2 separate regions of the Homo sapiens genome follow, and region 1 is linked to region 2. Evidence: read pairs that join two places in POLR2A ChIA-PET (ENCODE). Cell type or tissue: GM12878. All regions are shown on one strand. Links, peaks and the distances in the headings refer to the core of each region. The heading gives the core; the rest is flanking DNA.

What was found. ChIA-PET counts read pairs that join two places held together with the same protein. Peaks named below come from ENCODE experiments on the same cell type or tissue, not always from the same donor. Only the 100,000 strongest peaks of a DNase experiment are listed, where the experiment ranks them.
Region 1: POLR2A ChIA-PET joins it to region 2 with 6 read pairs; 4 of 35 experiments call an interaction of 5 or more read pairs at or near these places.

The regions. Positions count from the first base shown.
Region 1 is chr2:171,224,543-171,229,925 of GRCh38, forward strand. It overlaps a transcript of TLK1 not described here. Among named protein-coding and RNA genes, the nearest start is that of TLK1, 66 kb to the left of the region's middle. In GM12878, for the core only: no CTCF peak of the experiment used is centred there; a DNase peak (open chromatin) is centred at 4,527.
Region 2 is chr2:171,140,395-171,145,777 of GRCh38, forward strand. All of the region lies in intron 1 of TLK1 (tousled like kinase 1), which reads right to left. It overlaps LOC124906092, which reads right to left and starts at 3,111. Exons shown (of 1, transcript XM_047446755.1): 1 at 1-3,111. In GM12878, for the core only: no CTCF peak of the experiment used is centred there; no DNase peak of the experiment used is centred there; H3K4me3 peaks cover 345 bases.

The sequences.
Region 1 (5,383 bases), core at 245-5,244, 84 kb after region 2:
TTATAGTAAACTACTAAATAAATGGACAGATATCCCATGTTCATGGATCTGAAGTCTTAATATCATTAAGGTGGCAATATTCCCCAAGTTGATCTACAGATTCAACAAAATCCCTATAAAAATCCCAGCTACTTTTTTAATTTTTGCAAAATTTGACAAACTCATCCTAAAATTTATATGGAAATGCAAGAGACCCAGAAGAGCCAAAACAATCTTAAAGAACAAAACTGTGGAAGAGTCACATTTCTTAGTTTCAAAACTCACTATAAAGCTATAGCAATCAAGACAGTGATACTGGCTTAGTGATAGACATATGTGTATATCAATGAAATATAATTGATAATTCAGAAATAAATCCTCACATTTACAGTTAATTGATTTTTTCAACAAGGGTTTCATGACAATTCAATGAGGAAAGAATAGTCTTTAAAAAATGTTTCTGGAACAACTGGATATTCATATACAAAGGAATGAATTTATTATAGACCCCTACCTCACATCATATATAAAAATTAACTCAAAATGAATCAAATATCTCAAGGCAGGCACTAAATATGACCCTAAAAGCACAGGTAATGATAAAAAAAATACACTGGGTATCATCACAATTAAAAACTTTTCTGCTTCAAAGGACATCAGTGAGAAAGTGAGAAGCAACCCACAAATTGGGAGAAAATACTTGCAAATCATATGTATAATAAGGGTCTTGTATGCAGAATATATAATAACTCTTACAATTCAACAATGTAAAGAAAACCCAATTTAAAAACAGGCAAAGGATCTGCACAAACATTTCCCCAAAGAAGACACACAAATGGCCAATAAGCATACTAAAGATGCCTAACATCATTAGTCATCAGGGACTCAAAACCACAATGAGATAGCCACCCACCAGGATGACTATAAGGGGAAAAAAAAGGAAAAAGGCAAGTGTCAGCAAGGATGTGGAGAAGTTGGAACCTTTGTACACTGCTGGTAGGAAGGTGCAATGGCATGACTGCTTTGGAAAACAGTCTTGTAGTTCTTTAAAAACTTAAACACAGAGTTACTGCGACCCAGATTTTCCACTCTATACATACAAGAGAACTGAAAATGTATGTCCACAAAAAAAAACCCTAACGTTTATACATTATTTATGAATGGATGTTCATACATTATTACTTATAATAGCAAAAAAAGTGAAAACAATCCAAATGTCCATCAATCGTTGAGTGCATACACACATCATTTTCAGTTCCTTAATGTGTCTTTATTTTCTGAAACAATCTTTCCCTGACCTAAACTGAGAATCAGCCATTTTTCCAAGGAGCCCTGATTTCTTTCATCATTGCTGAATGGAATTTAGAAACCAACATCTAGGTGTGCTTATTGTCATGGGCTGTAGTTGCTTCTAGGAACTATCAGTAGACAGAGCTAGATTTTCTGGTATTAGGTTTGTTTTTTTTTAAGCATCCTAAATTATAAATCGATATAATACTCTCTCACCACCCCCCTAATATTCTCCTGTGAGTATTAATGGATTTCCCCTGGTGGAGTCCCATGAACTAGAGCCCCAAGGAAACAAATTGCATGTTAATCTATGGAAAATGGTGAAACATGTAGTGAGAATGAGAAATAAGGCTTTATTGTAAACCACTGACATTCAGGGGCCTTTGTTACAACCACATAATCTAACCTATTCTGACTGTTATAGCATAAAGCACTGGTGTAGGTACAAATAGACATTTTAATATAAATAGCAAGTAGTATTAGGAAATTAAAATCTTGTTTGCCTTCACATAAATCAGTAAAGCATCAAAAGAGCAGAAGACCTATTAGAAATTTCAAACTGGCCAAATTTCCTAAAAGGCATCTGGTACTCTATCCTGACATAATAAGGGCCAGTCTCCACAAAACAGAGGCTGAAAACCCCATAAGAAACAGGGTAATGAGGGCCATGTTTTCCATATAAAACTCACTTCATGAGAATATGAGGACTCCATGTCACTGTACAGATTTATGAAGAAAACAGAATTCTTAATAGAGGCTTGGGCATCTGCTCCTATCATGGAGGGAAAGCACTTCCAGAAGCAAGTAGACAACATTTGCCTAGAACCTGCTATTATTACACTCTGTGCATATGGTAGCTAAAAACTCATTAGTTTTATAATTCTGGCTGAAGTTGGCAAGCCACCTCCAGAAATATTTCATACAAGCAAAGTGGCAGATGGCAATTTCCTTTGTTATAATAGGATGGTTAGGGTAGTGGTCATGCATACAAAAATCATCCAGCTAGAATGAAACTACTCTTATGTAAAATAATCAATTTATTTGCAGCTTCTGATAAGTTAATCTTCATGTAGTTGGCCTCATTTTTGTCATCCTAGAATACATTCTCAAACAGATTTACATAATTTTTTAAAATGGAATTAGAAAATAAATTTCAGTGGCTACCATGAGGTAGATACAAAATCATTTTGTAGCAGCAAAACAATCAGAGAATAGTCATTTTGTTTTAACTTTTCTCCTACAGCTGCAGTTCCTTCTGCAGGGACTGTTTGTTTAATGCCTCTCTGGCATACCATTCCCACCCTCTTTCTATTGGTAAAAGTGTCCCAATCAAGCTTTGAGACTCCCTACTACCCCTCCATGTAGTTGAGGTGGAGCTGACCCTTACCCCAGCCCCAAGCTCTAATGATAAATACATGACCCAGCCCTGGCTAATTTATCTCCTGACCTCATGATTGGTTCAGAGATGGGCATGTGACTCAACTTGGGCCAATGAGAAACTTCCTCCAGTTTTTTGCTGAAACTATTAAGAAAGAGATGATCTCTTTTCAGTGAATAGAATGAGAGCCTGGAGTTCCTTCTGGAATATTTGCTACAACTGCAGGAGAGCTTGTCTAACAATGCATCCATGCAGGAGAAAGCATGACCAAAAGCTTTCTGGTTTTGACTTATGTGTACCTGAGTCCAAATAATCTGGGAGTCACGATACCCCTGGGCTTTTTCATTTACATGAGTTAGTCATGAGTTAGTAAATCTCCTTTTTTTTTTTTTTTTTTTTTTTTTTTTTTGTTTAAGCCAGTTGGATTTCTTTCACTTGCAACTGTAAAAGTTCTGACTAATTCACTCCCCATTTTAGAACAGTCGAACAGCCAGAAAAATATTACAGCCCTCCCTTGTCTTACCTCTACAACTTAGTCAGTAAACCAGAAACACAACACAAATAAAATTTCTTTCCAGTATAGTACATTTTCCCAAAGAGTCTGAAAGCGCTTACAAATTTCAGAGAACAATACCCTGGAGTATATTAGACACCTTGGAAGAACACTGCTAACTCTTGTTAGTATAGTTAAAAATAGCACTGAAGGCCAGACGCGGTGGCTCACACCTGTAATCCCAGCACTTTGGAAAGCTGAGGCAGGTGGATCACTTGAGGTCAGGAGTTCAAGACCAACCTGGCCAACATGGAGAAACTCCATCTCTACTAAAAATACAAAAATTAGCCAGGTGTGGTGGCACACACCTGTTATCCCAGCTACTTGGGAGGCTGAGACAGGAGAATCACTTGAACCCAGGAGGCAGAGGTTGCAGTGAGCTGAGATTGTGCCACTGCACTCTAGCCTGGGTGACAGAGCAAGACTCCATCTCAAAAAATAAACAAATAAATAAAAGAACATTGACCTTTTCCTGAGAATAGGCTGTAGGCCAGGGACAAGGCATTTTGTAGATGTTACTGTATTTAATATTCACAACCTGTTAGGCATGCCTGTAATCCCAGCTACTCTGGAGTCTGAGGCAGGAGGATCACCTAAGGCTAGGAATTAGAGACCAGCCTGAGCAACACTGAAAGACCTCATCTCTGAAATAATTTTTTAAATCAGCTAAGCATGGTGCACACCTATAGCCCCAGTTACTTGGGAGGCTGAGGTGGGAGGACTGCTTGAGCCCAGGAGTTCGAGGCTGCAGTGAGCTATGGTTGTGCTACCGCACTCCAGCTTGGAAGACAGAGTAAGACCTTGTCTCTAAAAAAACCCAAAGATAAATAATATTTAGAACTCTTTTATTAAGTAGGTATTATTGTGGTCACTTTACAGATGGGAGAGTTGAGGTTCAGATTGATTAATTTTTCCCAAGTGATTCAGTTCAGTTGACAGCGTTTAAACTCATGTCCTTCTGGAGTTGTCTGTGTTGTTCTGAGCAACACTGACTGTCTCTTTTTTAGCCTATGTTATTAGATAATGGTTGTTTGAATCTGTGAAGGTAGCATTTTGTACTCTGGAGATATATTTTGCTAAGCTAGTGGTTGAACTGTAATTAAAAAAAAAATTCTGTGTTGCATGTAGGATAACCTTTCTGTCAATGCCTGCCTACTCAACTCTGCCAATTGGCCTCCCTGCTTAGGAGGTCCCAGCTGCATGGAACAGAATTGGGCATCTGACCTGGTCAAGCTAATTAGATTCATGCACTTGGGAATTTCCACTCAGTGGTAGATTCTTGAACTGAAAGGGCATATGCGTGTCCTATAAGACACACCTCTCCACCTCAGGGAACAATATGGTCTTACATCTTTTGTTTTCCAATATTTTACTCAAGTCGTCACATGTTCTTTTCCAGGACCTGCCCAGTGAGGCCTTCCCACTTAATTGTCCAAAACTCTCAGGGGCTTTCTTGGTGCAGAAGAATTGACCCTATCAAACCTCAAAAAGGAAGGAACTGGAAATCTCATGAGCTCACAGCAGTATGAGTCTGATCCCTGCCACACAGCCTCAACATTCAGTGCCAGTCTTGTGCAGGCTAATGGATATTTGCCTGTCTTCCTCAGCCCAGAGTCTAATGCTTGGCCTCCAAGATCAGAACTTTTTTGACTTGCATTCACATATTCAACTCAATGCCAGGAGAGCTGGGCCTCAGAGAATCCAACTGTTGCCATTTTGTGTTTAGTTCTAGCTGCCAGCTTAAACTCACTCTTCCCTCCGGGTGCCATCCCTTTTGGAAGCTGTGGTATCCTGTTCTGCCAGAGGACAGAACCACTTTGGTTGACCCTGATGAGCTACTGGACTTCAATTCTAAGGAAAAATGGACAGAATCTCTGTTCTTCAGTCCTAGGAAGTCCTTTCCTCAAGAGAAAGGGTGCAAACTTTGCATTTGCACAACTAAGTAGGAGCATTCAAGAGAGCCCTCTCATAAAAACAAATCCTTCCTCCTGGCTTAGGTATTGCCTCCGCCTAAGAACACAGACACCTCTCAATCAATTTTTAAAAATCGTACCTCACTAGGCATGCTGTGCCATCTTGGGTCATTGGCATGGCGAGTTAGCAGAGGAAGCTGATTGAAAGAAAGACTTTCTGATTTTGCACAAAGCTCCAGGTTCTACCATGCACAAGGCCTTGCTGTTCTT
Region 2 (5,383 bases), core at 93-5,092:
AGTGAGTCTGGTATACCAGGTTTCTTCTCCCCTACAGGCATCTGCTGATTTAAGTAGTGACTGTGAGGCTGGAAAGCTAAGCAAAACATCTGAAAGCCTCACTGGGTTAGCCAGACAAAAATGAGACCCTGAGCCTCCCCCAAACTCTGGGTTGGGATCTCAACCTCAGAGCAAAAGAATTACAATTAAAGCCCAGATTCAAATAATCTCAATCCTTAAAAGTGAATTAAGAAAAGCAGATTTATAGGGCCCCTATGTTTCTGTCAAAATTAAATGTAAATTTTATGTCATGGAAGACTACCATTATTCTAGGCCTCAAATTATTTCTACAGTTTTTCACATCAAATGTCTCATACACAATAAAAATTAACCAGAAATCCAAGAAAATAACGCAAATAAAATGCAAATGAAACATGGAACAAGACCCAAAGGTATCTAGATAATTAAGTTATCAGACACAGACTCTCGAATAAGTATGCTGAGTAGTTAACACTGAGAACTTTAGCAGAAAACCTGAAACTAAAGAGAATAAAATTGAAATTCTAGAACCAAAAAGTAAAATAAACTAAATTAAAGAACTCAGTGTATGAGTCTGATGGCATATTAGACACAGCCTAAGAGAATTAATGAAATGGAAGATTGGTCAGAAAAATATATCTTTAAAAATGCACACAGGAATAAAAAGATAAAACATACAAAAAAGGATGTAAGAAACATAGGGCAAATTTAAGAATGTTTAATACATGTATAACTGGAGTACCAGGAGGAAAGAAGATGACAAGACAGAAGCACTATCCGAAGTGATATAGTCTGAGAATTTTCCAAAACTGACGAACGAGCTCATCAGTCCTGTGCAACAGAACTTTCTATTCTATTGATAGAATGATGGAAATGTTCTCCATCTGCCAATAGAGTAACTAATAGAAACATTTGTCTACTGAGAACTTAAAATGTGAGGAATTGAATTTTTAACTTTTTAAATGTTAATTGGTATCAACAGTTACATGCAGCTAGTGGCTGGCACTGGGCAGTGCAGTCCTACGTCACAGTTATAAGAAGTCCTATAAACACCAAGCTGAACAAATAAAAGATCACACCTAGACATATCACAGTAAAACTGCTGAAAACCAAATATAAACACCCCCACTCCAACAAAAACAAAAAGTGACCAGAGATCTACAAGCTAGATTACAGTCAAAGGAGCAACAGTAAGACTGATAGTTGACTTCTCAACAGAAACTCTGGAAACCAGGTCTCAAGGGCACTGTGCATAGCTGCAACATGACAAATGAAAAAAACTGCCAACCAAGATTTCTGTATCCAGCTCCCTCCCCCCAAAAAAATCCCTTCAAGAATAAAAATGAAAAAAAAGCATTATCAGATAAGCAAAAAAGAATTCCTCAACAGATAGGCCCAAATAGAGAAAAAAAAGAGTATTTTCAGAGAGAAAATCAACCCAGCTAGAAGCCTGGAAATGCACTAAAGATTGAAGAAAAAAACTGAGTATATAAACAAATTTAAATGTATAATTACTGAATAAAACACTAATGGTAATATCTTGTGGGGAGTTAAAATATCAGAGAACTAAACTATCTGGCAATAGTATGTAATTCTGGAGAGGGAAATGTACAGTTAATGTTTTCTAATGTTGCTGCACTGACCAGAAAGAGAAAAAAGTGCTAACTTATATCACACTTTAACACAGAAAGGAGGCATATTGTAATCTCTAGGATAAATATTAAAAACAAATTTAAAAAAAGATGGTCTAACTATTAAGCCAAGTTGGGGGGTGGGGGGTATTTGGAACAAAAAATAATAATAATCCCAAAAGCAGCAGAAAAGGAGAATAAGAGAAAGTTCAAACAGGATAAACAGAAATCATTTATTAGGAATATCAATTTAAACATATCAGCAAGTATATTAAATGTAAATGTACTACATGTTCCAATTAAAGAACAAACATGGTCAAACTAGTTTATTTAAACTAGTATATGCAACTTAAAAGATATGGCTAAAACGCGAAAGCTGAAAGAATGGAAAAAGCTGTAGCATGCAAACACCAAATGAAAGTTAGTGTATCTGCCTTAACACTAGATTAAAAACACTACAAGGTAAAATGCAATACTGAGATAAAGAGGGACACGTCACAATAATAAAAAGTTTGATTCACCAGGTAGATTTAAAAAAACCTTGACTTGTCAGCACTTTAACATAATCAAAATATATAAAACAAAAACTGACAAATTAAACAGAGAGACAAATGTTATAATCATTTGGGGATATTTTAACAAACCTTTGTCTGAATAGGAGCAAACAAATGCAAAAGCAGTAAAAATCTGAAACAGAAACAAACTTGATAGAACATATTACACCACATCTAACAACTGTAGTCTATAAATATTTTGTTGTTGTACACAAGGAATGTTTACCCAAAAAGACCATATGTTGAACCATAAAGCAAGTCTCAAATTTCCAAGAACTTAAGTCTTAGGGATTTAAATCTTACTAGAATGGAGTCAAATCAGAAATCAGGGCTGAGCATGGTGGCTCACACCTGTAATCCCAGCTACTCCGGAGGGATTCGCTTGAACCCAGAATCACTTGAACTCAGAGACAGAAGTTGCATTGAGCCAAGATCATGCCACTACTCCAGCCTGCGCGACAAATCGAGACTCCGTCTCTCAATAAATGAATGACTGAATGAAGGAATGAATGAATGAATGCACGAATGGACAAAGGGGTCAGTAGTGACAAACTTTACTGAAAGTAAGGAAATGATATCAAATGGTAAATGAATAGACAAGTAAGGTTAGTACAAAAACTATAAAATGTATTTTCCTTATCTCAGTTTCATCAAAAGATACATTTGGGAGGCCAAGGTGGGAGGATCACTTGAGGTCAGGAATTCAAGACCAGCCCAGTCAACACAGTGAAACCCCATCTCTACTAAAATACAAAAAGTTAGCTGGGTGTGGTGGCACATGCCTGTAATCCCCACCTACTCGGGAGGCTGAGGCATGAGAATTGTTTGAACCCAGGAGGCAGAGGTTGCAGTGAGCCAAGATCACACCACTGCACTCCAGACTGGGCAGAAGAGTGGGACTCTATCTCCAAAAAAAAAAAAAAAAAAAAAAAAAAAAAAAAAAAAAAAAAAAAAAAAAAAAAGGTGGGGGAGGTGGAATAGTAGAGCTATACAGGACTAAAGTTTCTATATATTGCAAGAATTAATGTAGCTATGAAGTAGACTCTGATAAGCTAAGATATATAAATGTAAACCCTACAGTAATCACTAGTAATTCAAATATAGTTTTAAAATGATTAAAGAAATTAAAATGTTACACTGGGAAATACTCATGTAATGCAAAAGACAGCAGTAGAGGAGGGAAAGAGGACAAAAGAGAAATGAGACCTATAGAAAACAAAACAAAGTGGCAGACAAATTTAACCCTATCAGTAACACTAAATGTGAATGGATTAAATAATACACTCAAGAGGCAGAAATTACCAGATTGGGTTTTAAAAGAATAAGATCCAATTAAACGCTGTCTACTTAAGACATATTTTAGATTCAAAAATACAAACGGGACAGGATAAGAGTAAATGGATGGGAAAAAACATACCATGCAAAAGAGCTGGCATGAATATACTAGTATCAGACAAACTTTTAAAAACTGGTGTTTTGAGAGGTCAAGAGAAACATTTTAAAACAATTAAGGGTCAATTTATTAGGAAGATATAAGAATTCTAATCACTTGCACTTTATGACAGAGCCCCAAATTACATGAAGCAAAACTGACAGAATTAAAGGGAGAAATAGACAAGCCAAGAACAATAGTTGGAAGAATTAAATGGCCCACTTTCAATAATGAATAGAACTAGGCAGAAGATCAATAAGGAAACAGAAAACAAACACTATAATCAACTAGATGGAAAAGACAGCTAGAGAACGTTCTGCCCAACAACACAATACACATTTTTCTAAAAAAGCACACATGGAACATTCTCCAGGATAGATGATCTATGCTAGACCATAAAACCAGCATCAACAAACTGAAAAGGATAAAAAGGATACAAAGTACGTTCTCTGATCACAATAGAATTAAATTAGAACTCAGTAACAGAAAAAAAATCGAGAAATTCACAAATATGCAGAAATTAACATATTCCTAAATAAATAATGGGTCAAATGAAATAAAAAGAAAAATTAGAAAATACTTGAGATGAATAAAAACAAAAAGGCAACATATCAAAACTTATGGAATGAACTAAATCAGTGCTTAGAGGGAAATTTACAGCTATAATGCCTATATTAAAAACAGAAAATATGGGAAAACATTTTTATGAACTTGAGATAAGAAAAGGCTTCTTAAATACCATAAAGAGAAGACAAAAGCAGGCCACAGAATAGGGGGAAAAAGTTTTAATAAAAAATAAGACTTCTCATCCAAAATACAAAAAGAATGCCTTCAAGTATGGTTTTTAAAAGACAAACACAACAGACAAATGAACAAAAGATTTGAACAAGCACTTCACAAAGGATAACGAAAAGGCCAATAAACTTTATGAAAAAGTGGTAAACATCCTTAGTCATCAGGGAAATGAAAAATTAAAACCACACAGATACCATCTTACAGCCAGGCACGGTGGCTCACACCTATAATCCCAGCACTTTAGGAAGCCAAGATGGGCAGATCACTTGAGGCCAGGAGTTCGAGACCAGCCTGGCCAACATGGTGAAACCCGTCTCTAACAAAAACACAAAAATTAGCCAGGCGTGGAGATGCACGCATGTAGTCCTAGCTACTGGAAAGGCTGAGGCAGGAGAATCGTTTGAATCCAAGAGGCAGAGGTTGCAGTGAGCCGAGATCGCACCACTGCGACAGAGCAAGACACAGACTACAAACAAACAAAAAAAGGCCGGGCACAGTGGTTCACACCTGTAATCCCAGCACTTTGGGAGGCCAAGGCGGGTGGATCACGAGGTCAGGAGTTCGAGGCCAGCCTGGTCAACATGGTGAAACCCTGTCTCTACTAAAAATACAAAAATTAGCTGGGCATGGTGGCGGGCACCTGTAATCCCGGCTACTCGGGAGGCTGAGGCAGGAGAATCATTTGAACCCGGGAAGCGGAGGCTGCAGTGAGCCGAGATTGTGCCATAGCACTCCAGACTGGGCAACAGGGTGAGACTCTGTCTCAAAAAAAAAAAAACAAAAAACAAATATAATGTATGAAGAGACAGGTATAAACATGTTCATAATACCATTATTAATATTTTGTCAAGTGGAAACAATCCAAATGTCAATCAACAAAGTATAAAATGTAGTACATTCACACAAAGTAATATTATAGTGCAATTAAAATTACAGTTTCAGAAAATAATGTG